Linked DNA regions of Mus musculus: all the other regions are linked to region 2. Evidence: chromatin contacts called from ENCODE Hi-C or POLR2A ChIA-PET data. All regions are on one chromosome and are shown on one strand. Each heading gives the region's core, a stretch centred on a gene start or an enhancer-like site at or near the end of the contact. The rest is flanking DNA. Distances are from core to core; before and after follow the strand shown. Region 1 holds the start of Klf6 (Kruppel-like factor 6). Region 2 has its middle 46 kb from the start of Gm40658. Region 3 has its middle 13 kb from the start of Gm35464. Region 4 has its middle 100 kb from the start of Gm35615.

Region 1 (5,915 bases), core at 3,215-5,714, 1.1 Mb before region 2:
TTGACTATCCTCTCGGTAAGATACAAGTTTACAATTACTTATCCTGTTATCCTTCCCCTCCTATCCCAGATGTTGTGCTGCCAGTTTCAAATAAACAGAATTTAATCTAAGTAGTAGCACTGTGTTAAGAAAGCCCTTGTTTTTGTGGCTGTATTCACAGTAAATGCCCACTAGCCCAAGACTTTTGCTCACTCTGAGGCTTCAAAATACCACTGTCAACATCAGCAAACTTCAGGCTGCCCAAGGAGTGTCTGTCCTGAGCCTGCACTTACATGACAAAGAAAGAGGTGCAACCCAACATAGCACGATGCATGGGACAATGGGAAATGAGCACCCAGTGGGTGAAGGTTTGGGTATCCATGGAGAATGTGATCTGGCCTCCTGTTTAATCTGAAAGCATGAACCATTCATCTGATTCAAATGTCCAGTCTTTTAAGATTCTACTCTGAACTCCAAAAAAGACCCAATTCCTTAGAGACAAGAATCTAGGAAGTGAGGACTGTCTTGCTTGTGACCGCATCCTGGGGGGGTCCTGGCTCCCTCCCAGTGCTGATCGACTGAGGGCGCCCACCAGCAGCTGACCACCCAGGCCCCAAGAGGGGACTGACCTGTGTGAGTGCGCTGATGTGCTTTCAAGTGGGAGCTTTTCGTGTAAACTTTCCTGCAGCCATTAAAGTGGCACCGATGTACCCGTCTTCTGCCATCTGGGGAGGCGTCGCCATTACCCTTGTCACCAGACTTCCCAGAGGTCCCACTTCGAACCTTCCCAGGTGAGGGCAGGTCTCCTGGCCCACAGCCCCATAGTTGAGAAGATTCCCTGTTCACTTCTGGAGAAGATGGAGGTGTGGAAATGACGGAGGAACTCAGATTTCCTGAATTGACTAAGACTTCACCAATGGGATCAGAGGTAAATTTGGTCGTGGGTGAAAGTTCCTCTGAACTGTCCGAAGACTCACTGCTGACATCAGAGTTCAGGCTATTGGTCTCTAAGTTATAATTAAAGCTGGAGCTGATCAGAGAGTCCTCTGGGGGACTAGAAGAAATCTTCAGTTCTGATTCCTCCTTCTTCTCCCCCCGAGCTAGAATGAATTTGGTCCACAGGTCTTCCTGGCTGTCAAATTTTATCTCAGAGGCTGACACGTAGCAGGGCTCACTCTGAAGATAGCGTTCCAACTCCAGGCAGGTCTGTGCAAAAGGAACCACAAGAAGGCACGTGACTGTTACGGCTACTGAAAGTGGAACTGAAAGCACACAGGAATAAAAAAAAAAAAAAAAGGAAACATGCAACAAAGGACAAATAAATTATTTCTGTGTCAGGTATTGTGGGTCACAAAGTCTTTTGTAATGCGAATCTATTTCCCCGAGAATTCTAGAGGAAAGCTGTTTCTAGGAATCTGAAGGAAAAGTAGAGGTGAGACCTCTCTTGGTTTCTCCAGTGTTGGACCAATGGTCACAGTGAGTGATGATCACTAAGCCTGTTTTGTTGTTATAGTTACAAGTGTTGACATTTCTAATGACGATCCTGGTAAGCCACACAAAGAAAACCAGCCTTACACACATCACTCCCCCTCCCACCAACCTAACAGGTTTAACCAGATCCTCTGACAGTCTCTAGAACTATGAGCATCAATGAGAGAGCCCTAGCCATCCAAGAGTATTCACCCAACAGGACAGAAATATTGCACAGCGTGCAGTGTGGTCTGAAGACCCACTTGGGGGGCACAGCTGACAATATAGGGCTGGCTGTAGTCAGAGAACAGGCAGCAGATAGCTGTCTGTATTCACTTCATGGGCATCGATACATTTGAAAAGAAACCTCTCATTTTCTGTGTAGCTGGGACCTAAGAGATATACATATACATATGCATATATATATATATATATATATATATATATATGTATATATATATATATATATATGCGCACACACACACACACACACACACATATACACATGCATATTTTTAAATGTCATTTCCCAAGTCCAGGACTATGGATACCACCAAACTTTAATGATTTCTTTGCACTGGCCACAGGGAAACAAGAAACCTTGACAACAGAAGTGAATTCTTCCAGAGTAGCTATCTGCTATTGTAAAGGATGGAAAGGGGAAATTACTCCCTGGCCCTTCTGGGAGTCCCACAATGAACAAGGACTTTATCTCCTGGCCAAGGGTACAACAGTATGAGTCATCACTCCTTTTTCTTTCACGCAATGCCAAAGGAGACTTCCTTTTGAAATTCTGACCTGCAGCCAAATAAGGACCCGGCTCAAATATACATGCAGTGTGCCATAACAGGGTGCCCCTTCCCAGCCCTGCCACCAACCTTTCAAGGAGCTACACACTGCAGAGATCAGCAATCCCCTCTCCCCACCATCTCAAACTTTCTAGCCACTGGAAAAGAAAAACGGTAGGAAAGATTTTAGGATTCAATTATGTAGGCCCTGATTTTTCACTAGCTTTGCCTGCATGCCCATATAAGGCCGTCTGTGCCTCTGTGTATTCTATTCTACAGACAGAAATTTCGGCACTAAACTGCAACAAAAAAATGTTATCAGGGTACAGACCATCTTGAGCACAGGCTACCAGCAAAAGGGCTAAAGCTTACTAAACAATGTGCCTTCTATCACAGTATACACATCCTAAGTCCCGGCCTCACACAGCAAGCACAAGCAAGCTAAGGAAGAGGGGGTGCCTGTTTTCCATTTCCCCCCAAAATTCGATGTCTGTTACAGTGTGTACAGTATTAGGAATCGAAGCGGCGATACCTATTATTGATGTTCCAAAGAAATGGCGAAGACATTTATGAAGATCTTGTTAAACTTTAATCAACTGGCTAATTTAAAATCGCCAGTATGCTGATGAGCAGTGGGGACCTGATCGAAGCTCTCTGGGAGTTTAAAAGGCTCTGAAGGGGACCAGGAGCCAAGTCTGGCTAGTTGCCCAAATCCCAAATGCCTAAAGGAAACTACTAAGATCAATTTCAATCACGTCCCAGGGAGCAGCTTCTTTGAGGAGGAAAAATGGAGAGGGGGAGAGAAAGGCAGAGAGGATTGTGAACAATTAAGCCGGCATGGGGAGGTTTCAGCCAACACTTCGCTTTTCCTGGGTTTTAAAGCCTGGGAGGTTGTGAAACCGACGGAATTTATTTGATCTGCTAATTCACTTGGAGGAAAAAAAATACCCAGAAGGGTAGAGAGACGGCCACAGAATCATCGTTTTTAAAGACAATGGTGAAAGTGTTTGAGAATATTTTTGCCACTCACAGAATCCTATGACTTAGAAGGGGTAGGGGGTGTTTCTTTTATTCCGGTTGCCCCAAATTCTAGTTCCACTAAAATGCCGGAATTAGAGATTTTTCTTGCCCAAAGTAAGACCCGAAGCAACTAGGAATGGACTCATTGTCATATGACTGACAAGTCACTTGTGTGCAAACAGCACCCCCACACACACACACCCGCCGCGCAGTCAACAAGAAAAGCAGGTAAGAAAAACAAGGCAGGCATACGTGAATGATAAGAAATTATCCAGACGGAAAAGAAACTGCAAATGGCCTTGAATTCAAAAAGAACTACTGCGTTCCGCAAGCAAAATGTTAAGACTTTTAAATTTGGGACATACAAATATCAAAACAAAACCAAAATCCTTAAATCAAATCTTTTGGTAGTCAAGGCAAGCTCGTTCGTATGACAGGGTCCAGCTGTGGAGTTTGGAGCTGGTACAAACCCCAAACTTGTGCCAAGGGCTCAGGTCTGGATCGGTCAGAATAATTTGGGGTCCCCCCCCCCAGGTGTATGCTGCTCGTAAGCTCGGAATTAGCAAAACACGAAAAAAAAATGAAGAAATAAAAACGTAGTGGGAAGGAGAGCTCGCCTTCACACAAATGACAACTCTACTCCTCGCTCCCGAAGGCTCGCTCTACAGTGCCTTCATCATTCCAGGCAGCAGAAGGACATCTTAAGATCATTACTTTATATTTTTAATTAGGCAAATGCTAATCATCATTAAAAAGATGCACTTCCAAGCACACACCATCTTGCCTGCTCCTCCGCGCGACTCCCTCCTCGGCGTACCGGGCAGGTGAAAAAAAAAAAAAAATCCGTATTTACCTGTTGCCAATATTCCTCCAGGGACGGCAGAGCCGAGAAGTAGCCCGTTTCGTGCACAATCTGTAGTTCCTGGAAGATGCTACACATTGGGAGCACATCCATGTCGGGTTGGAAAAGACAGTCCTCGCTGTCGGGAAAACAGGGAGGTGAACGATCAGGAGTCCGAGCAGAAACTGTTCCCGGGAGCGCAGGTGAAAGTTTCATGCAAACTGGATGGCGCTGCAATCGGACGCCGGGTCCGGACCCTCCCGCAGCCCGCAGCGCGCCGAGCCCACGCAATATTTGCAAACAGCGGACTGACTGCAAGCGTAACCCCTGCAAAACTTCCCTATTCAAAGCTCCGCTGCCAGCCTCCCCCCTCCTCCCCCGCTTGGCTCCCCCCTTCTCCCCCCACGTGACCAGCTTGGAGCTCCGCCCCCCACGGTACCCAATCCTGCCGCTCCTGTACCCGGGGCTGCGCGACGATGATGTCAGCTCGCACCAATCGCCGGTGCGGACACACAGCGGCCCCGCCTGGCGTGACCGAGCCTCTTCATTAAAGGCCTCCTTATTGGTGCAATTCGAACTCGGCCTGCGCTGATTGGAAAGACGTCTCACAGGCTATTTTTAGCAGGGTATATAAGGCGAGGGCTACGGCGCACCGAAGGAGTCGGCGCTGGGAGGTGTACAGCCCAACGTTGCAGAAGTGCGGCCGGAGCGGCCGGAGCTGGGGGAGCCTAGCCGGGCAACCGGGCACCTGTCCCCGCCGCCCGGCTGCCCGGTTGCACCTTCTGATCCGGTCACACGGACCGGCACCCCCCAAAAAGACCAAAGATAGCAGACATATTCCCGATCCCCCTCATTTCCTCCCGCTGGGTTCCCGTGTTCCCGGATCCTTCCCTGACCCTCCATTCTCCTTGGTCCCTTGATTTCTCTCTTTGTTCGGAGTCCCCTCCATACTCAGAGATGCAGAGGTGCCCCGGGGTGGGCGCAAACGTGCCCGCAGGTTTCCCTGTGGCGATGGGACAATAAGACCGAACAGCAGGGGGACTTGGTACTCCAGAGTCACTGTGTGGTAGTTTCTGTCTAGGACGGAGGATGACAGGAGCCTGAGACCAAAATACCCCCACTTCTTACGCAGGCAGAGAGGGGGAAACGGTAGAGCATCTCAAAAGCCCCCTACCTGACCAGTGTGTCAAAAACACTCAGTTCTCAGGAATGAATTTTACCCACTCAAAAGTTGAAAATGCAGCTTTTAAGATCGCATCCGTGACCTGGCGCCATGGCCACACTGTACTTGGAGACCTGGACATTCACAGCTTAAAACTCCCCTTTTTCTTGTTGCACAGTTTTAATTCAAAGAAGATGCAGATTTTGCTGCTAATGGGGTTTAAATCTGTTTATCTCGTAGAAGGCAGTCTCGGAGATGTCTCACCAAGGTTAACAGGCTTTCCCATGGATGTGTAAACAATTCAAATTAGGTTGAAGATGACAATTTTTTTCATACAAATTATCTACCAAAGCACACCATGATATCTAAAAAAAAAAAAAAAAAAAACGAGCGACTAAAATTTTTGAATAAAAATCCAATTATAACAACTTCGAATATAATTTTTAATGAATAGTATCCTTTTAAAAGTTGTCAAGTACGTAAAATAAGCTGAGGGGAGTTTTTCTGTTTAATTTACGAAGTCTAGAAGAGAAGCATGTGCCAGAACCATAGGCTTGTCAGGTTTGTAGGCCTATGTATGGGGGCGAAGATGGGAAAAGTTATCTCACGTGCCTATTGTATGGAAGAGATGGAGGTGACCATGGGCCTTCATCCC
Region 2 (6,394 bases), core at 2,342-4,841:
TAAAAATTAGGTCACCAATCTGAGAAGTGATTCAGAAATATGTTGGCTTATGGAATGACTAGAAATGTGTAATTTTCAAATATAGCCTTGTGAGGTACTCTTTGCCCGGTATCAGGTATATACAATTCTCAGAATATTTGGAGCTACAGACAGGGTTTCCTGAACCTTTTCTCAGACAGACATGAGGTTGTCTTTGCTTTGCCATGGAATTATGCTATAATTTCCTGAAAATAAATAAATAAATCTCAAGAATCAAATGAGATATATTATGCAAAATAGAAAAACATAATAAAATGCAAAAAGCTTAATGTAGGCATCTGGCATCAAAACATCTCACTCCTCCTGAATTCCAGTAACGGGTTGACTTTTAGTTTCCTTTCCTTTCACGGACAATTAAGTTTTAACCAAGTACATGGCGGAAATGTCAATACTGGGCACAGTTTAACTGGAAGAGTCACCAGTGCTGCCTTTGATTAGATTCTTGTACAGTGCGCCCAGAATAGATATTCAATCTAAAGAGTGATAATATCTTTAATGCACCATTTATTATGGATTAACTAACAATCTGTTTATACTCAGTCATATCAATTGAGATAATCAAGTTCTAAGAGACAGAAAAATTGTGGCTTTTTTTTTCCTGGCCAAGAATAAGAGAATGTACTAGAATATTCTAGCATGTGCTAGAATAGCAGCTTTGGATATAGAGTTTGACTTTTATAACCTGGCCACCAGAGTCAGCTGATTTTGCTTTTTAGAATAGGTGTGCCTAATAAAACCTGATACATTCAGGATGACAGGATGGAAGGGCTTTCTGAAGTTAAAGGAGGAGGGCTAACAGCAGAAGGGTCTCAAGTGACTCCCATTAACTGTATCACCTCTAGGAAGGCACTGCTGCTCACTCTGAGCATTGGTGAGTAGCTGGAATAACAGGGACAACCTGTAAAGACTTACCAGATGGAGAGAATCGAAGTAGGGCATCAGTGCTTTCTTCTATGTAAGAAAAAGAAATGACCAGAGGCAGCAAATATGTGAAGACAACACCACCCCAAGAGGTAAAGCTCTAAAACTTTATGTGTATATCAAAGTGCGGTTTTTGATCACTGGATCTGTGTCTCCTAAGGACCAAAATTATTGCATATATTCTAGAGGGAATAAGATGTCTGTCTCCCACGGTTTACTTGAGTCTTTGAATAGTCTCCACTGAGATGCCACACTTCTCAAAGCCTGAGCAGTTCAGCAAGATAAATCAACTTCACTGACCACAAACTACACAAGAGAATATGGAGAATTAGCCTATACACATAAAGGTGAAACAGAAAAAGGAGCAGGAGCAGGGGGGAGGAAGAGGAAGAGAAGGAGGAAAACAAGAACAAGAACAACAAGAACTAGAACCACAAGTACAAGGAGAACAACAACTATGATCATAGTCTCTATAGTTCACAAGTATCTAAAGTCATCAGTAAAGGTCTGCCTGAACCTGTGTAGACTTTTGTATGACCGTGGTCCACCTTCTCCTTTCCCCTCTACTCTTTTAGTCCCATCTTCTGATTTCCTTGCCTGAATCTTCACTTCTTCTGTTCTCTCCCCTTTCTTCTCTCCTTCACTTTATCCATTCTGCTGTTGTTTTTTTTCTTATTGCTTGTCTCCCTCTTACTTTCTCTGGAATCCTAGTTGACCAATGGGAATCAGGGTCCCCTCCTCTGGTTAGGTCTGTCAGCAGATGAGAACATATGCACCATGGATCATGCATGGAACTTGCTGAACATAGTCTAAGAGCTGAATCTTACAAATTAATGACATAAGAAAATAAATGATTTAATAAGCAAAAGTCATATTAAAGCCACCAAGGTACGTTTTCTCATTCAAAACAAGAATTAGGCTATTTTATTCCTGATGAAATGATAGTATGTGACCAAAACAGTCAAAGACAAAGGAAGGGCAAAGTTCCTTTTAATTAACTGAAGTTGTCTTTCAGATATAAATGCATACAGAAAGCCACTCTATGATGTATGTATTAATGATGATACAAGTGGTTGCATTTAAAACCCATAATCTGAGGATTGCCCTCTCTGGCTCTGTGAATACTGAAATATTATTTCTACAATTGGGTTCAATGCCCAACATACGTTAAATGGTGCAAGGTGGTATCATGTCTCTAATCCTCACAAAAGAGAAATAGCACATAGAGGATTAAAAGGTGAAGACCAACCTCAATAGGCCAGCCTGGATGGCATGAGATCCTTTCTAGGCAAAGTAAACATACAGTACTAGTTACTGTAACACCTTCTTCCAATACTTGCTATTTTTTTTCCTTCAACTTTCTGAAAAGCTACTGTTCTTGAGAAGGAACAAGAAAGAGCTGTATATGCAGGTTCATAATGCTGGCTCCATTAACCACTCTACTCTATAAGCACAATGAAGTTAGACTTTCTCCAAAGCACCCCTTTGGCTTCTTGGGGTGTATATGGCCCCCGAGGGCTTTGTTTTAGTTCTGGTCTTGTGACTCACAGGTTCAACATGACATTCTCCTTATTCTGCTCCTGTCTTTGCTGTTTACAGAACAGCAATGAACACCTCTCCTGTTCCCAGCCTGAGTTAGCTCCAAGAATCTCATACTCTTCTTTATCTGTTCTTGGCTGACACATGGATTATCTCTTGTGTCAGCTGCAGTTGCCAGTGTGCCTTGGCAATGTGAACTAAGCTGAATTCATATGACTCTGAGAATAGAGTTGGCTTGAACTCCCTATTACCAAGGTTGCATCACAATCCAGTATATTCATACGCCTGAATGATCTGAGCACTGTTGAAGAATCAAATCCCATTTCCTTGTAATATACTGGCCTTCTATCCAGTCTCCACTTCTATCTATAAAACCACGTGTAGAAACACATGTTCACATAAACGTATATTGGTTTTGATTAAATGTTTATTCAACCGCCACCGTGTCTTATAGCTACCTATCATTCAGAAAAGAAAATGATTTCACAATTGTAAAGTGCTACCTGGTAGGTTGTCTCTATGCCTTTTCTTCAATGTTCCTTAATTTGTCACAGAAGAGTTTTGACTGAAAACTTTAAAATGTTTATTTAATTTTAAAAGCAGTCTAAATAAAACCATTTTGAATAATTTAAAGCATGTTTGGCATAAGAATGACACAAATAGGCATTAAAAAAAAATAACCCTCAGGCACCTGCATATGACCTCAACTATGCTATTTTTCCCTCCTTGCATTTATGACTTCTATCAGCATTTCCCAGATTTTCCTCTTCCTGTAAACATGAGCTGCCAGACCATTTAAGGAAGTTAACTCAGAGCTGACTCTCCCAGGATCCTTGTTTTCAGAAGAAAAAGGCAAATCCTTTGCCCTAGTTGCCCCTGCCCCCACTCCACTCCACCCCACTCCACCCCACCCCACCCCGCATACCAAATCCAAATAGCTCTTGGGACAGGACAAACCCACTGTAAGAAGTAAACACTTAACAGGAAGTCTCACATAGCAACAGTCTCCAGGCACTAGAGGCATGAGTCATGCTGAGCACGCGGACCACAGCGCCTCTCCAGGGTTTACCAAGCTCTGACTCAAGAGTGGAGTCCAATTACAGAGACATTTCACAGGGCTCAGCACACTGGTGATGTCAGCTGATCCAGTTACAGTTGGGGGATCAGCAGGATTCAAACAAGAGGAGTGTTCATTCAGAGTTCCAGTCAGAGATTCCAGAGGCCCTGCCAAGTAAATGGAGGTTGCAATGAAAAAGCCACCTATAATAGAAAGTACTGGAAGTCCCGCTTAGCTGTTGCCTCAGGAGCAAACGGATCCCTGTCATTATGCGATTTGTCACTTCAGGGTAGTGTAGGGAACACCAGACTAGGTTTCACTGACTTCTTGGCTTTCTTGACATCTATGTGTTAAAAGATCTGCTGGAGGAAAGGGTCTATTTTTACTCATCATTGCTTCTCCATCTGTTTGCTATTTTCTATAAACAGAGATTAGCGTCCTGCGCGTGAGCCTATTTTAATCAGCGAACTAGCAGAGCCAAAGAGTAACAGGACGATATGAACATTCTGTTTCACAACAGAGCTTGCAATTCCTGAAGGACCTTCAAGCTATTCAAAAGAGGACAGCTTTAAAAACAATAACCGTGAAGGAGCATTACATCAACTTTAATGAATACATTTAATGAGTAATACATATATATCAAGCACAAATATATATATATATATATATATATATATATATATATATATGTGTGTGTGTGTGTGTGTGTGTGTGTGTGTGTGTGTGTGTATGTGTATACACATGCACAGACACACACACATATACACACACACAATCTTAGGAAAAATATTCTCAAAAAATTCTTACCATACTTTTTTGTTCTGTTCTCTTTCTATATGCTTTAAGAGCAATTTATGAATAAAAGCCCACAATAATACTGTGCTGAACACAGACTGATCTCACATTCTTAAATAAAGATACTTGTGTTATGTGTTCTTAAGATGTCCATACAAAAACCCAGAAGAAAAGGTATCTCAAAGTAGAAGGATTGCTGAAAGGGAAATACAAAGTCTTGTGGAAAGTACATAAAAATTGCTGAAATGTAACAACTGGCACTGTGGGTAAAGTGAAGTGACTTTTGCAGAAACATCTTCACCACCACACACATGAGTGAGCATCTAGAACCCTGCTAAATCATCATCTTTCTAATGGATGAGTGTGTAATGTGTAACTGGTGGGTTTTGTTAAGAACATAAGAAACGAATGTTGTTCTCTCTTGCGTAAGTGATGTCCTGTGTCTAGAAATGTCAGTGTTTAGCCTTAAGTGCTAAAGCTCTGTTTCTTTTTTTTATAATTAGGTATTTTCCTCGTTTACATTTTCAATGCTATCCCAAAGGTCCCCCATACCCACCCCCCCAATCCCCTACCCACCCACTCCCCCTTTTTGGCCCTGGCGTTCCCCTGTACTGGGGCATATAAAGTTTGCAAGTCCAATGGGCCTCTATTTGCAGTGGTGGCCGACTAGGCCATCTTTTGATACATATGCAGCTAAAGACAAGAGCTCCCGGGTACTGGTTAGTTCATATTGTTGTTCCACCTATAGGGTTGCAGTTCCCTTTAGCTCCTTGGGTAATTTCTCTAGCTCCTCCATTGGGGGCCGTGGGACCCATCCAATAGCTGACTGTGATCATCCACTTCTGTGTTTGCTAGACCCCGGCATAGTCTCACAAGAGAGAGCTATATCTGGGTCCTTTCAGCAAAATCTTGCTAGTGTATGCAATGGTGTCAGCGTTTGGAAGCTGATTATGGGATGGATCCCTGCATATGGCAATCACTAGATGGTCCATCCTTTCGTCACAGCTCCAAATTTTGTCTCTGTAACTCCTTCCATGGGTGTTTTGTTCCCATTTCTAAGAAAGGGTAAAGTGTCCACACTTTGGTCTTCGTTCTTCTTGAATTTCATTTGTTTGGCAAGTTGTATCTTATATCTTGGGTATCCTAAGTTTCTGGGCTAATATCCACTTATCAGTGAGTACATATTGTGTGAGTTCCTTTGTGATTGGGTTACTTCACTCAGGATGATACCCTCCAGGTCCATCCATTTGCCTAGGAATTTCATAAATTCATTTTTTTAAATAGCTGAGTAGTACTCCATTGTGTAAATGTACCACATTTTCTGTATCCATTCCTCTGTTGAGGGGCATCTGGGTTCTTTCCAGCTTCTGGCTATTATAAACAAGGCTGCTATGAACATAGTGGAGCATGTGTTCTTCTTACCGGTTGGGACATCTTCTGGATATATTCCCAGGAGAGGTATTGCGGGATCCTCCGGTAGTACTATGTCCAATTTTCTGAGGAACCGCCAGACTGATTTCCAGAGTGGTTGTACAAGTAAAGCTCTGTTTCTGTTTCACAAGCTTATTACTTTGTCTCAGTCATTTTTCATATCTTATTTTTCTTTTTAAAATTAGCTTACAAGGGAATAGGATCACATATGGGGACTTTGTAAGTATGCCATTTAGGTTGATTCTCCCTCCACACTCCTCCCTCATTTCCCTCTTCCCCATTTCTGATCTACAAGCTGACCTCTATCTCAGTAACATACAGTCTTCAGAATTATAGATTTACAAGGGTTTTTTTTTAAGATTTTATTTTAAGGTTTTTTAAAGAGTCTTTACCATTTTAACCATTTTTAGGTTTAATGCAAGTTTAATTAAAAAAAAACCACCAGGATTATTTTTTCATTGGTAAATAAATTCATCCAATAACAAACTATAAGTGAAAAATAAAAGACACCAGTATTGCAAAATAAATTTTAAAATAATTTGATATTCTGCTCTATTTTATTTATGGAAGAATGTATCAGGAAATTTATTATTTTAAAGTCTACATTTAAGT
Region 3 (5,627 bases), core at 1,204-3,703, 1.1 Mb before region 2:
GTGCCAGCGGATATCAGAACTGAGAATGGTAAGGTCCGGATGTTGCCTGGATTTGCTGGTGTGACCCACACAGCAGCCACACTCCTCTCTGATTTCTTTGTCTAAAGGTTCTAAGATTCTTTTCCTAGAATCACAAGAGGGAGTTTGCACTGTTTACATGGTCAGCGCTCAGCGCACAGTGTTCTCTGAGTTGGTCCCGCTGAGACCCGTCGCCATGCCGATTGTAAATGACTCATCTGCATGAGTCAGCGTCTTCAAGGCGAGATGGCTATCTATTGCCTTTGTGCTACTATTTTTCCCAATTGGTGTTGTCCAGCAGCTGCAGATTCCAAACTATGTGCCTGTTTCTAGAATCCAGGAAACGTTGTTCATGGTTCAGGCAACATCCCCGCAAAGGGTAGGAGGCACAGGATTTAGATTTCTCATCAGACCCCTTTAATGTCTTTCTCAATTGACTTGAGTACGTTTCTCAGTATCAGGGGAAGCATTTCAGGAATTTTCTAGGTCTTACCTGTGAGAAGCCATTCTGATGACTCACAGGGATGGGACATTCCCCCTAGATTAAGGATTAAAGCAAAACAAAAAGAATCCTATTAGAAGAGGGGATTTCCTGGTGAAAAGAGAACCCTAAACCAAAAGACACCCACTTTTGTCTGAGCTTAAAAATCGTATTGCTTGTCACACAGAGCAGAAGGATCTTAAGGATCACACTTTCAAACCCTCATAGAGAATTATATTATGACTCAATTTCCCCTCCAGTGTATCTTAAAAATTCATCAGAGTCTAACGATACAGGCCTCTTTTGGTTGCAATAATTAACATCATATTGGCATTCAGTATGACTCTAAGTTCTGCATAAGTGTCTAAGGCGGTGATAGACAGGGTGGAATTGCTAAGTAAATGTTTACTGTAGGTTATAAAATATGAATAAAATGGGCATGGCTGTTTTCCTGTTACTTGCAGCCCCGGGGTTACTTTCTGGGTGAGCAACATGTGACCACCTCTGAATCAGTTACAACTGTAACTGTAAGCCTCATGGACTGAGATCCTGTGGATCTGACTCCTCCATGAGTTGCTAGGCTTCCGTTTCATAAACACCGTTGAAGAATTAGTTGCTATGTAACTTCCAACACCCTTGGATTAGTCCCACATTCTCCTAGGGGAGGGTGATGCTCATATTGGGGAAAAAAAACTCTTTCTAAAAAGGTGGCCCATCTTCTGTCCATGGCCACAGACACAGATTATTCCCAGTCTCAAAGCTACTATTTGGGGATAGAGAAATAGTTTGATTTCAGTCCATTTAAATGGTGTGGTCCCTCATCAGCAGACAGAAGCAGTCCCATGAAGAATGGAAGAAATGCTAAGACTACCATGGATTACTTCCATTTACCAAGAGTTTACAGGCAGAGCTTCAACCAGGCTACTCATTTCCTGCTTTGCCTCCAACAGAACCGGTTCAATCCTGTACTTATCTCCACTTCGTCCTAGCCCTTCAGGCTCCCTCCTTGGTGGTCAGGGTTTTGCATTCAGAGAATTGACCTTTACCATACATCAATTGTTAACTGATAAGGAATTCAAAAGACTTCTTAAATCCTTAGCTTTCAGAGCTGTGCTGAGACCACTTTCAGTCTTAAGTCTCTTTACCCACAATAACCTAAATTCCAGTCAATATGTCTCCCTGCCAGCCTGGACCACAGCAAAGAGCTAACATAGCCTCTCCCTTGCCTCTAACTTGCTGTGTCTTCTTTGACTTCCATTTGCTGGTCTTCACTTAGCACCAGTTAAACTCTGTCTCTCTGAACTACTTTGCTGTCATTCTGGACTCAATGGTCTCTTTCTCCTTTGCTAATGATTCTGCTATTGGCTTGAAAATGATTTGTGATCTACAGTTTTAGTGGTGTGTCTTCTGTGTAGATGGTCAAAAGTGAGAGTTTCTCTCCTTCCCAGCACATTTAAATGCTTCTAACCACAGAAAGAACATTCCAGCTATGTTTCTATGGATAAGCAAGTCAGCTTCCTCTCCAAGCCTCAGTTTCCTTATGTGTACCACGAGAGTACAAAACCTACCTGACAAGAATTGTTGTGAAGGACAAGGGAGGGAACACGTAAAAAAGAGTAGGGCGCTTACATCCAGCAGCTCTTCTGGAGATACCAGGTTAAGATCATAGGAGAACTGGGCTCATTAGTTCTCCAAGAGAAGACAGCTATACACCAGGCGCTATTATTAGGATCTCTGATTTGGGGTTCTGAACTTGTACGTTTGACAGGGGCTTCATGTCCTCTGTGTCATTCAATAGTGACAAACGAAAAGAAAAGATTCTGGCAGATGATCAACAGCCTTTCCTGCTGCTGTGGTCATAAACCCCATGGCTATTTTAGGGCCAGTATTGTTCAAGCTGGATTTAGTTTTCCTTTGCTGTCTATTTTGGCGTTGAGTCGCTCTAAAAGGGCAGGCTCCACATGGTGTGTCAGGCCAGTGGCTCATCCACTGTCTTTGTCCAAGTTTACTCAGTGAAAGATACCACCACCAATGAGAAAATGAAAGTCAGAAAGAACTTGAAAAAGATCTCATTCTCCATTTAGAATCTTAAAAATACATTTTTTATACAAAGTCATATCCTAGGAAGTGTTTCTTCTTTTTAGTTGTAAAATTAAAGAAGGTCATATGTATCTAATTATGCGATTTATTAGAGGAAACATCTATCTTTAGATATTCACAGATCTCTCTGCAAATATGTCCTGTGTCTGTGTGTATTAGTCTGTATATATGCATGTGTGCCTCTGTGTGTGTTAGTCTATATGTGTCTATGTGAGTGTCAATGTGAATTTATCTGTGTGTGCCTGTGATGTCTCTAATACATATGCATTTATTGTTATGGATATATATATGTATATATATATGTGTGTGTGTGTGTGTGTGTGTATACCTATTTGTTCATGCGTCTCTGTGTCCATGTACACATTTGTGTTTGCGTATATATAATGAATGTGCTTGTATGTGGTGGTGATTTTTTTCATGTGTTCATCTGTTTTCTGGGTGTGATGTTTTCTTTCTTACTCTTTCTTTCTTTTCTTCCTTCCTTCCTCCTTCCTTCCCTCCCACCTACCTCCCTGTAGTCCTGGGAAAGGGTGTCTCCTACTTGCTAAAAAATTCTGTCAAAGAAATGTAATCACAATATACATTTGAAAATCAGCATCTTTGAAATGTTTGAGGTTATTTTTATCAACTATTGTTCTCCAGTGTGAGACTCCCTGTCAAGAAACAGCAGGCCCTGCCCACCCCCCCCCCTTTTCAGGGGGAGCCACACTGCATGCTATTTACATTTTTGTTGTTGTCCTTGTTTATCAAGCTGTGTCAACAGTATAAGCCAGACAAGGAGACAGTTTGTCACTTTACTGCAGAGTTCTACCGAAGCTCTAGAATGCATTGTGTCTCTGTCCCTAGGGACATCATTCTAGGATCATATATCAGATGAGAGACCAACACAAGAACCTTTGGCTGAGTCCTCCTATGTTCAGAATAACTAATCATCAAACTTCCTCCTCTCATTGGTTAGAGTCTCTTTTATTTGCCATTCTAGAATATTCTTGATCACTTGCAGTGCTTTTCTCTCTACCAGGAGAAACAACCAAGATTATTAAAGAAGGTCACATGTACCTAATAATGTGAATTGTTAGAGGAAACGTCTATCTTTAGATATTTAGACAGGTCAACCAAGTGGGAACAATGATAAGCTGGCAACCATGACTGTCTATCGCTGTGGCATTGACCATAGTCTTAACAAGACTGAAGAATCAGTCTCGAACGGGTCAGAAGCACCTAAACTCCTCATCTGCCCAGGCAGGTCTGACCGGGCTTATGGGAAATGCGCTCACAGGTGAGACAACACTTGGCATTTGCTCCAGACTTTCAGTTCAGAGAACAGTGAGTTCCCAGTACAAGGGAGTGGAAGGTGATGTCATTACATAGATATGGCCCGGCTTTGAAATTAGTAAGCATGTTCAAAGTTCCTTAGGACACATGCTTGGATTTAAAAGGTGAATAGTGATAGAAAACTGTTAGGCTAAGATTTTACAAAAATAAAACAATACTCCTGATTTCCTTTTGACAATACCACAAAGTTTTTACGTGTGTGTTACAATCCTATTTTCACTTGAGACTTTCTCAGATGATATTGTTAGGAACAAAAATCCAAAATTAGCTCTAGGCTACGAGTGAATAATTTTCAATAGCCACTCTAAACTGGTTTATACTTTTAAAGCCATATATGGCTGAAAGTAACTCTTTAAACAGGAGGAAATAAAAGGAAACTGTTTGTACATGGCAGAAAAAAAAAGTTTAAGCAGTAAATATGTGTGAGAGTTCAGGCTCCTAAGATTTGCCAAATGAAACTCTAGGTAATTTTTGAATTCGCTTTCAGTCAACATTTATTTGAAATGCTTTACCAACTTTCAGGGCTAAATCAGGAAACATTACTTCCATTAATTAATATTTAACAGTTGGCTAGCATTTCAGGCTTGTATGTCTTCCCTTTTCATACCTAAAAGCTGGTGAACATTTAATTGAATTTTGATGATAATCTTAATAGCATCATTCTCTACATTTGCTCCTTCAAACAATTTTATATTTGCAAATTGCTTTTGCATTCCTTATAGCTAGTTACATAACTTTGCTCATGGAGTAAATTAAGTTCTAACTAATGTAAAGTGATTTTGCTGTAACAGTGTAAACATAGATATGTCAATAAATGCACAGGAGATAATTTCACTTCAGTAGTAATATATCAGTGCTAATTAATTAGTGTCTCTTTAGTACATAATACATATAGCCTTCCTCACAAGTATGGGAATGGCACTGAAGTCAGCTTCTGAATTATGCCATTTTCAGGGCGGATCCTAGGATGAGGTTGACCTCATCATACAAACTGTCAGCTGACACTCACGATGAACAACTCAGAAGCTGCTGAGAGCTCAGAGAGAACTCCAGTTTGATTGTAACAATGCTCATAAGGTCTTCTAACACTCATAGATCACCTTTAAATTCTTTTCAAACTCAAGAAAAGACTCTGCCTTGACAGACTAGCTGAGAGCAAATGTCTTCTTTAAAAAATAAACAGGAAAACATTGACACCCAGAAAGACGCCATGGAGGCAAAAACCTGGATTGAGTAACCTCAGCATGCTCTCCTGTACAAAGGACAGCCACATGACATCATTGCTACCATTATGGGTAGGCAGCCTGACATGCACAACAGTGACCAACAAAGAGATTCTCTCTTGTACTAGGTGACGAGAGACACCTGAGGTTATCGTCTTACCTCCTCACACATGCTGCGTGGCATGTGTATGCCAGCACTTAAACATGCTATTTCCATATGCCTGCAAATTTTCTCAGAGACAACTATATTAAAGAGAAAGAGATAACTAAGTTTTGGGGGGTTTTAGCCTTTGAGTATCTTACCACCACTTTCCCTGTCTCTGCCTAGTCTGAAGATGAGCCTAACTTATGGACCTGCAGCTTCCCTTTGCTGCCCAAACTGATTCATCCTAGTCTTTTCTCTCTTAACTTCTCCCATTACATTTATGCTGTAAGTGCATTAATAACTGAGACATCTCCCCAGACTAAAA
Region 4 (6,193 bases), core at 529-3,028, 1.4 Mb before region 2:
TTTTATTTGTCAATACATCGACACAGGCATGTGGGAAATCCTCGGTCGGAGTGGGGTAGGGATGGGATGGGTTGACTTTAGCTTAGAAGTGATCAACAATAAAAGAATTCAGAGGACTGGAATTTAAGATGAAGTGCATTGAATCCCATTTGCTACAGGAGAAGCAGTCAGTTTTCAGTGTGTGTTCCATCTCAGTCAGAGAGCTTGAAAGCAACATCAACATGTCTGTCAGTTTGACTATATCTCAACCATGTAGGAAAGCTTGTTCTACTACATACGCTTGTACTAATTTACATTTATATATGTGAAACACTGGAGATTGAATCTAGGGTCTTAAACATGCTTGGTAAGAACTCTACCCTGAACTATATAATAAACCTTATTTATGCTTTTCATTTTGAGACAGAGTCTCACTGAGTTGCCCAGAAATGCATTGAACTTACTCTAGTGCAGGAAAATCTTGGATTCACAATTCTTCTACCTCAGCTTCCCAAGTATCTGGGATTAAAGACCTGTAACTCCTGGTCCTGCGGAGAGAGATCCATCTGTTGACCAAACTGCGATTTGGAGTGAATACTCAGAGAGGGGCTTCTGTGTCCCATACGAAATGGGGGGGGATTTCAGTCCCTAGAAACAGATTGCAGACCATATGATGTGATTCCCCCCCCCCCCCCCAGGGCAAGCTATGCTCTGAGTTCTAAAAGGGAATTTTATTTATTTATTTTTAACTAGGAAGCAAAACAAATATTTTTGGAATATGAGTTGTATAAGCATGAAACGGAAACCAGAGGGTAATTGGCACAGTATTTCAACGGTCTTTCTTTGAGAGCCAAGTTCAAAGCCACCTGTCACTGCTCTCAGATATTTCTGATTGACTGAAGCAGGGGCTGTTCTATGAAAGCCCCTTTCCTGGTGCGAGTCCAGGTTTCTTCCAAGTGTCTCATGTGCCTTTGCTGCTGTTTGTACTATATCCGAGGTCTCATGCCGCTCTGTCCTCTCCTCATGCGAGTCCCGGATAAAAAGTCTGCTTAAATGAAAAAAATTTTAAAACTGCTTTTCTAGTCATTTATAAATGTCTATAAATGTTTTGATTATGGACCTCCTATAGTCCCTCAAAGTACAGAGGGACTTGAGGAAGCCAGAAAGGTTGCTCAGGCTCTCTATTTCAAGATAGATCATTCTTTGAGTACATCAAAGCTGCTATTCTCTCCCAAGATACACAGTAGTGCTCTTAGCTAAATATGGCTTCTGCGTTTCCTTCCTGCCATGGCTGCTGTTGAAAAGAGTTCTTTTCCTTTTGTATCCCTAGTCCTGTGATTCCAGGAGAACGTTTTCTCTCTCCTTCCCCCTTTTCTCTTTATCTTTCCTTACTACCTTTCCTCTTGCCTTTCTTTCCTTGTCTTTTTGTTAAGATAGGATTTCACTTTGTAGACTAAGCTGACCTCGAACTAAGAATATGTATATCCACATGGCTTATCTTCAAATTAGCAGGGGTTAACAACATCTTTACTGGGTGTACTTCTCTCTTACCCGAGAATGTATTTACGAACCCATACTCAGAACTGAAAATCCTTTTTAGCCCCGTTCTGCTGGGGACAGAAGGAGGAAAAATAGTCGGCTTAAAGAAGCAGTGACCATGCTTTCCTGCTTCAAGGAGCAGGAATGCCAAGGGTTGCAAAGTGGGAGAACCGGAGTCATTGTGTTGAAACCAAACCGTGTTGGCGGCAAACAGAGACTTTCAGTTTGTAGTGAATTTACACTGTTACCAGGGATTGAAAGAAACAATGAGTGTTTTATGAGATGTGTTTACACACCCAGCAAACACATTTAGCTCTGTGAAGCAGCATGCTGCAGCAAATATTTGACATTCAGTTAGGATCCTCAAAATAGTTACCTTCCCAGTGGGTCAGCAAGTTCTGAATGTTCCCCAGTATTTCCAGGTACCTGGAGCCATAAATCCATATTTAATTAGCTTTGAATGAAATGTTAAAAGATGATAGGCTCTTTGTGCTAAAAATGAAGCCAAAGTGGGTCTAAGTTGATTTATGTCTAATTCAGAGTTGTAATTTAATTAAAATGCCATACTGAATTTTAAACATCTCCCTGGCAGAGCCCTTCCCACAATATTCAAATGTGGAGTCTTCTAGCTAAGGAGTCTCCCTGTTGTCTGCCTTTGTCACATTCCCTAGTGTGTTTGCAGAGTCTCCTCAACAGCTGAGATTCCTTACCTGGCTTCTTTCTCATCCTGGCATTGATTGCTTAGTGATTCCCGTTATGACGCTCAAGTGTGAATATGTGTGCATCGTTTTTTATTTTTGCTTAATGGATAGAGCACTGAGAACAATGCTTTGCATTTTCATCCTCTTCATTCAGTTCATGTATGTGGGAGGAGGTTTGTGCTGAGTTTGAGTTTAGGGTGCAGAGATGATATAAGAAAGGAAGAACTAAAGAAAATGATTCTTAAAATTGTGTTAGAAGATGGAATTGAAATTTCAACAGGAAAGTGGAATTTAAATAGTGTATGTAAAAAGAGAACATTTACTGTGAAAACTGTCATGGCCATGAAACTTTTCCAAGGAAAAATGTTCACATAAAATACTACCTCTGCCAATTTCTATTCTACTACAGAAAAGGAAGACGTGAAATGATGGTTCTATTTCAATAGAATTCTTTTTGAATATCAATCTAATAAAAATATAAAATAGTTTAAAAAACAGTTGAATGAATTGATTTTATTTATTCAATCTTTGTTTTTACCATATATGCATACATGCATATATACCATATAGGTTGTTTTATACATATATATATATATATTATATTATATACATTGTATACATTATGCGCATTATATACTATATGCATTAGACAGATAGACAGACAATTTTAGTATTTCTCCTTATTAAAACAACACTACCATTTGAACTTTGAGTTTTCCCCTAAAACTTTGCCCTGTTTGGTGCTATGGTAGATCTTTATGAAGCCAGACTTGATGGAAGGTCTTCAGATTCACATTCAAAATAATGTCAGTGAACGCTATGATGGGAAACTTTCCATTCCTTTCTCTCTTTTGCATTCTGGCTAAGCTGTTCATAGCTGTGAGGCTTGGGCATGGAGTTCCTGCTGAGATGTATTTTCTCAAAACAAGTCTAAAAACAATTCCCCTGAGATTGAACTATGAGCCAAAATGAATCTTTTCTTTTGATGAGTTTATTAGCTCAATTATTACTGACAGTGGTGGAAGGCTAAATTTTTTTTTAAACTAAATCAGGATTTTTTAAAAATTAGGTATTTTTCTAAACTTACACTTCCAGTGCTATCCCAAAAGTCCCCCATACCCTCCTACCCCACTCCCCTACCCACCCACTCCCACTTCTTGGCCCTGGCGTTCCCCTGTACTGAGGCATATAAAGTTTGCATGACCAATGGGCCTCTCTTTGCAGTGATGGCCGACTAGGCCATCTTCTGTTACATATGCAGCTAGAGACACGAGCTCTGGGGGTACTGGTTAGTTCATATTGTTGTTCCTCCTATAGGGTTACAGACCCCTTCAGCTCCTTGGGTACTTTCTCTAGCTCCTCCACTGGGGGCCCTGTGTTCCATCCAATAGCTGACTGTGAGCATCCACTTATGTGTTTGCTAGGCCCCGGCATAGTCTCACAAGAGACAGCTATATCAGGGTCCTTTCAGCAAAATCTTGCTAGTGTATGCAATGGTGTCAGCGTTTAGAGACTGATTATGGGATGGATCCCCGGATATGGCAATGTCTAGATGGTCCATCCTTTCGTCACAGCTCCAAACTTTGTCTCTGTAACTCCTTCCATGGGTGTTTTGTTCCCAATTCTAAGAAAGGGCAAAGTGTCCACACTTTGGTCTTTGTTCTTCTTGAGTTTCATGTGTTTCGCAAATTGTATCTTATAAATTGGGTATTCTAAGTTTCTGGGCTAATATCCACTTATCAATGAGTACATATCATGTGAGTTCTAGACAGTGAAACTTATAGAGGAGAAAGTGGGGAAAAGCCTCAAAGATATGGGCAAAGGGAAAAAATTCCTGAATAGAACAGCAATGGCTTGTGCTGTAAGATCGAGAATCGACAAATGGGACCTCATAAAATTGCAAAGCTTCTGTAAGGCAAAGGACACTGTCAATCAGACAAAAAAGGCCACCAACAGATTGGGAAAGGATTTTTACCTATCCTAAATCAGATAGGGGACTAATATCCAAAATACATAAGGAAAGCTTACTCTTTAGTGCATACTTGTATCTCTCTTATAACTTCGATAGCTTAACCAGAATAGGAAATCCCAACTAGGTTTTAAAAATGTTTTTATTTTATGTGGATGAATGTCGCCTTCATGTACTTAAGTGGGCCATGTGCATGCCTGCTGTGTACAGAGACCAGATTGGTCTCAGCTTCCTGGGAGCTGGCATTACAGACAGTTTTGAACCTGCCATGTGGGTGCTGGCTCTGTAAATGTATCTCTGCAAAGGCAGCAAGTACTCGTCATTGCAAAGCCATCTTTCCAGTCCCCAGGAGTACTTTTAACACATCATTTTAATTATGCCTTCATTTATGTATTTGCTCATTTATTAATTCATCTGTTCTTCTATTTTTGTTTGTTGCTAGAATCTCATTGTGTAGCCTGGACTGGTCTTTAATTTGTGGCAATCCTCAGGCCTAAGCTTCCTGAGTTCTGAGACTACAGGACTACAACCACCCCTGACTCACATCTGGATTTGAGATAACTCATACAAGTAAAGCACTTGCTGAGTGCACGTAGTAACCACACTTTGATCCTCAGAACCCATGTAAAGGCCAGACGCCCTGGCACAATCCTATAATCCCAAAACTTTTTTTTCTTTTTTTAATTCCAGAGCTGAGGACTGAACCCATGGCCTTGTGCTTGCTAGGCCAGTACTCTACCACTGAGCTAAATCCCCAACCCCAATCCCAACACTTCTATAGCAAGATAGGAGGTGGTGACAGGAGAATCAGCCAGAAGCCTGTAAACCATATGTCCTGGGGGGCACAGTGCAGCAGCAGAAAAAAAGAGAGACCCTGCCTCAAAATGAGATGACTATACCAAAAAGTCGTCTGAGCTCTACAAACTGTTGCATGTGTGAGCTGTGTTTTGTTTGTTTGTTTGTTTTTTATTGGATATTTTCTTTATTTACATGTCAAATGTTATCCCCTTTCCAGGGCATGTGTGCGCTTTTATTACCACATTTGTAACAGTGGTTTCTAAGGATGAGGCTGAGAGGTTTGAAGGTCATAGGATGCCTCTGTCAACCTCTGTCAAGGATGTTTTTGCTTCAGACATTTCAGCTTATGGTCTCTGAATCTGATCCCCAGCAGTGAATCATCCTCTTGGAATGTTCTTTCTAATAGAGTAGTCTGATGTCTTTCAGCTGTGTCTGCTTAAATGTAGCAATGACTGCATACAGGTGCTTTATGCATAAATCCAAAGGCAACTGAAAAAAAATTTCACTGACATCTCAACATAATATATTTTAAATTTATTTATTTATTTATCTATTTATTTATTATGTGTGTGTGTGTGTGTGTGTGTGTGTGTGTGCATATGTGTGTATGTAAACTGTATCCCCCTAGAGCTGAAGTTTCTAGTAGGTGTGAATTTCCTGATTGTGTGCTTGGAACCTGAACTCAGGCCCTCTGCAAGAGCAGTGCATGCTTTTATCCACTGAGCTGTCTTTCTAGCACCTATAAATAATATTTTAATGCAATTTAAAAATAATCTAAATGAATGCAATAAACAACACATCAAAATGCTAGCTGAAGTCAGCATCATTATTGTATCCTGCTTACATTTCCAAAGTCAGAGCACAGGAAAATGTCAGCATCTAAAAATACACTGTTCTGCATTCTATTTCTATATGATCTGTAATTTCCAATATCGTTAAGTTTCTCTTACTCTTCCCCTTATTTGCTTACATATGCACTGTATGCAGAAGAAGGGCCCCCTTTGATTGTTATTAGTTTTAGTCTTTGTTAGTAGCTGCATGACCTTACCTAGCTTTTCTGTTCTCCATTTTGTTATTTGTATCATGACAATAAAATTGCTGCTTACACAAGATTATTGGGATAGTTCATTCAAATTATATATTTTAAAAATATAGAACAATGTCATGCAAAAAAAAAAAAAGTTAGTATTGAGCCAGCAAGATGGAA

The links. A loop is a pair of places that touch in the nucleus more often than their neighbours do. ChIA-PET counts read pairs that join two places held with the same protein, here RNA polymerase II (POLR2A).
Region 1: a map of heart shows a loop between it and region 2 (10-fold over the local background). The contact joins the promoter of Klf6 here to the enhancer-like site in region 2. A Hi-C loop is called at or near these places in 14 of 37 maps with a recorded cell type or tissue (Patski, gastrocnemius, heart and 1 more). POLR2A ChIA-PET finds 5 or more read pairs at or near these places in 3 of 5 experiments (Patski and embryonic stem cell).
Region 3: a map of heart shows a loop between it and region 2 (8-fold over the local background). The contact joins two enhancer-like sites. A Hi-C loop is called at or near these places in 1 of 37 maps with a recorded cell type or tissue (heart). POLR2A ChIA-PET finds 5 or more read pairs at or near these places in 1 of 5 experiments (Patski).
Region 4: a loop to region 2 is called in a map of left cerebral cortex, with 2.5 times the contacts of the local background. The contact joins two enhancer-like sites. A Hi-C loop is called at or near these places in 5 of 37 maps with a recorded cell type or tissue (Patski, T-helper 17 cell, heart and 1 more). POLR2A ChIA-PET finds 5 or more read pairs at or near these places in 1 of 5 experiments (Patski).

The regions. Positions count from the first base shown.
Region 1 is chr13:5,860,038-5,865,952 of GRCm38, reverse strand. It overlaps Klf6 (Kruppel-like factor 6), which reads right to left and starts at 4,464. Exons shown (of 4, transcript NM_011803.2): 1 at 4,111-4,464; 2 at 609-1,185. The coding sequence starts at 4,314.
Region 2 is chr13:4,768,796-4,775,189 of GRCm38, reverse strand. No RefSeq gene overlaps it. Among named protein-coding and RNA genes, the nearest start is that of Gm40658, 46 kb to the right of the region's middle. Within about 2 kb of position 3,591, at least 3 of the 3 ENCODE cell types and tissues checked have a DNase peak (open chromatin) inside an H3K27ac peak, as active enhancers do; they include gastrocnemius, heart and left cerebral cortex, where a contact is called at or near this core.
Region 3 is chr13:5,839,882-5,845,508 of GRCm38, reverse strand. No RefSeq gene overlaps it. Among named protein-coding and RNA genes, the nearest start is that of Gm35464, 13 kb to the right of the region's middle. Within about 2 kb of position 2,453, at least 1 of the 3 ENCODE cell types and tissues checked has a DNase peak (open chromatin) inside an H3K27ac peak, as active enhancers do; it is heart, where a contact is called at or near this core.
Region 4 is chr13:6,185,278-6,191,470 of GRCm38, reverse strand. No RefSeq gene overlaps it. Among named protein-coding and RNA genes, the nearest start is that of Gm35615, 100 kb to the left of the region's middle. Within about 2 kb of position 1,778, at least 1 of the 3 ENCODE cell types and tissues checked has a DNase peak (open chromatin) inside an H3K27ac peak, as active enhancers do; it is left cerebral cortex, where a contact is called at or near this core.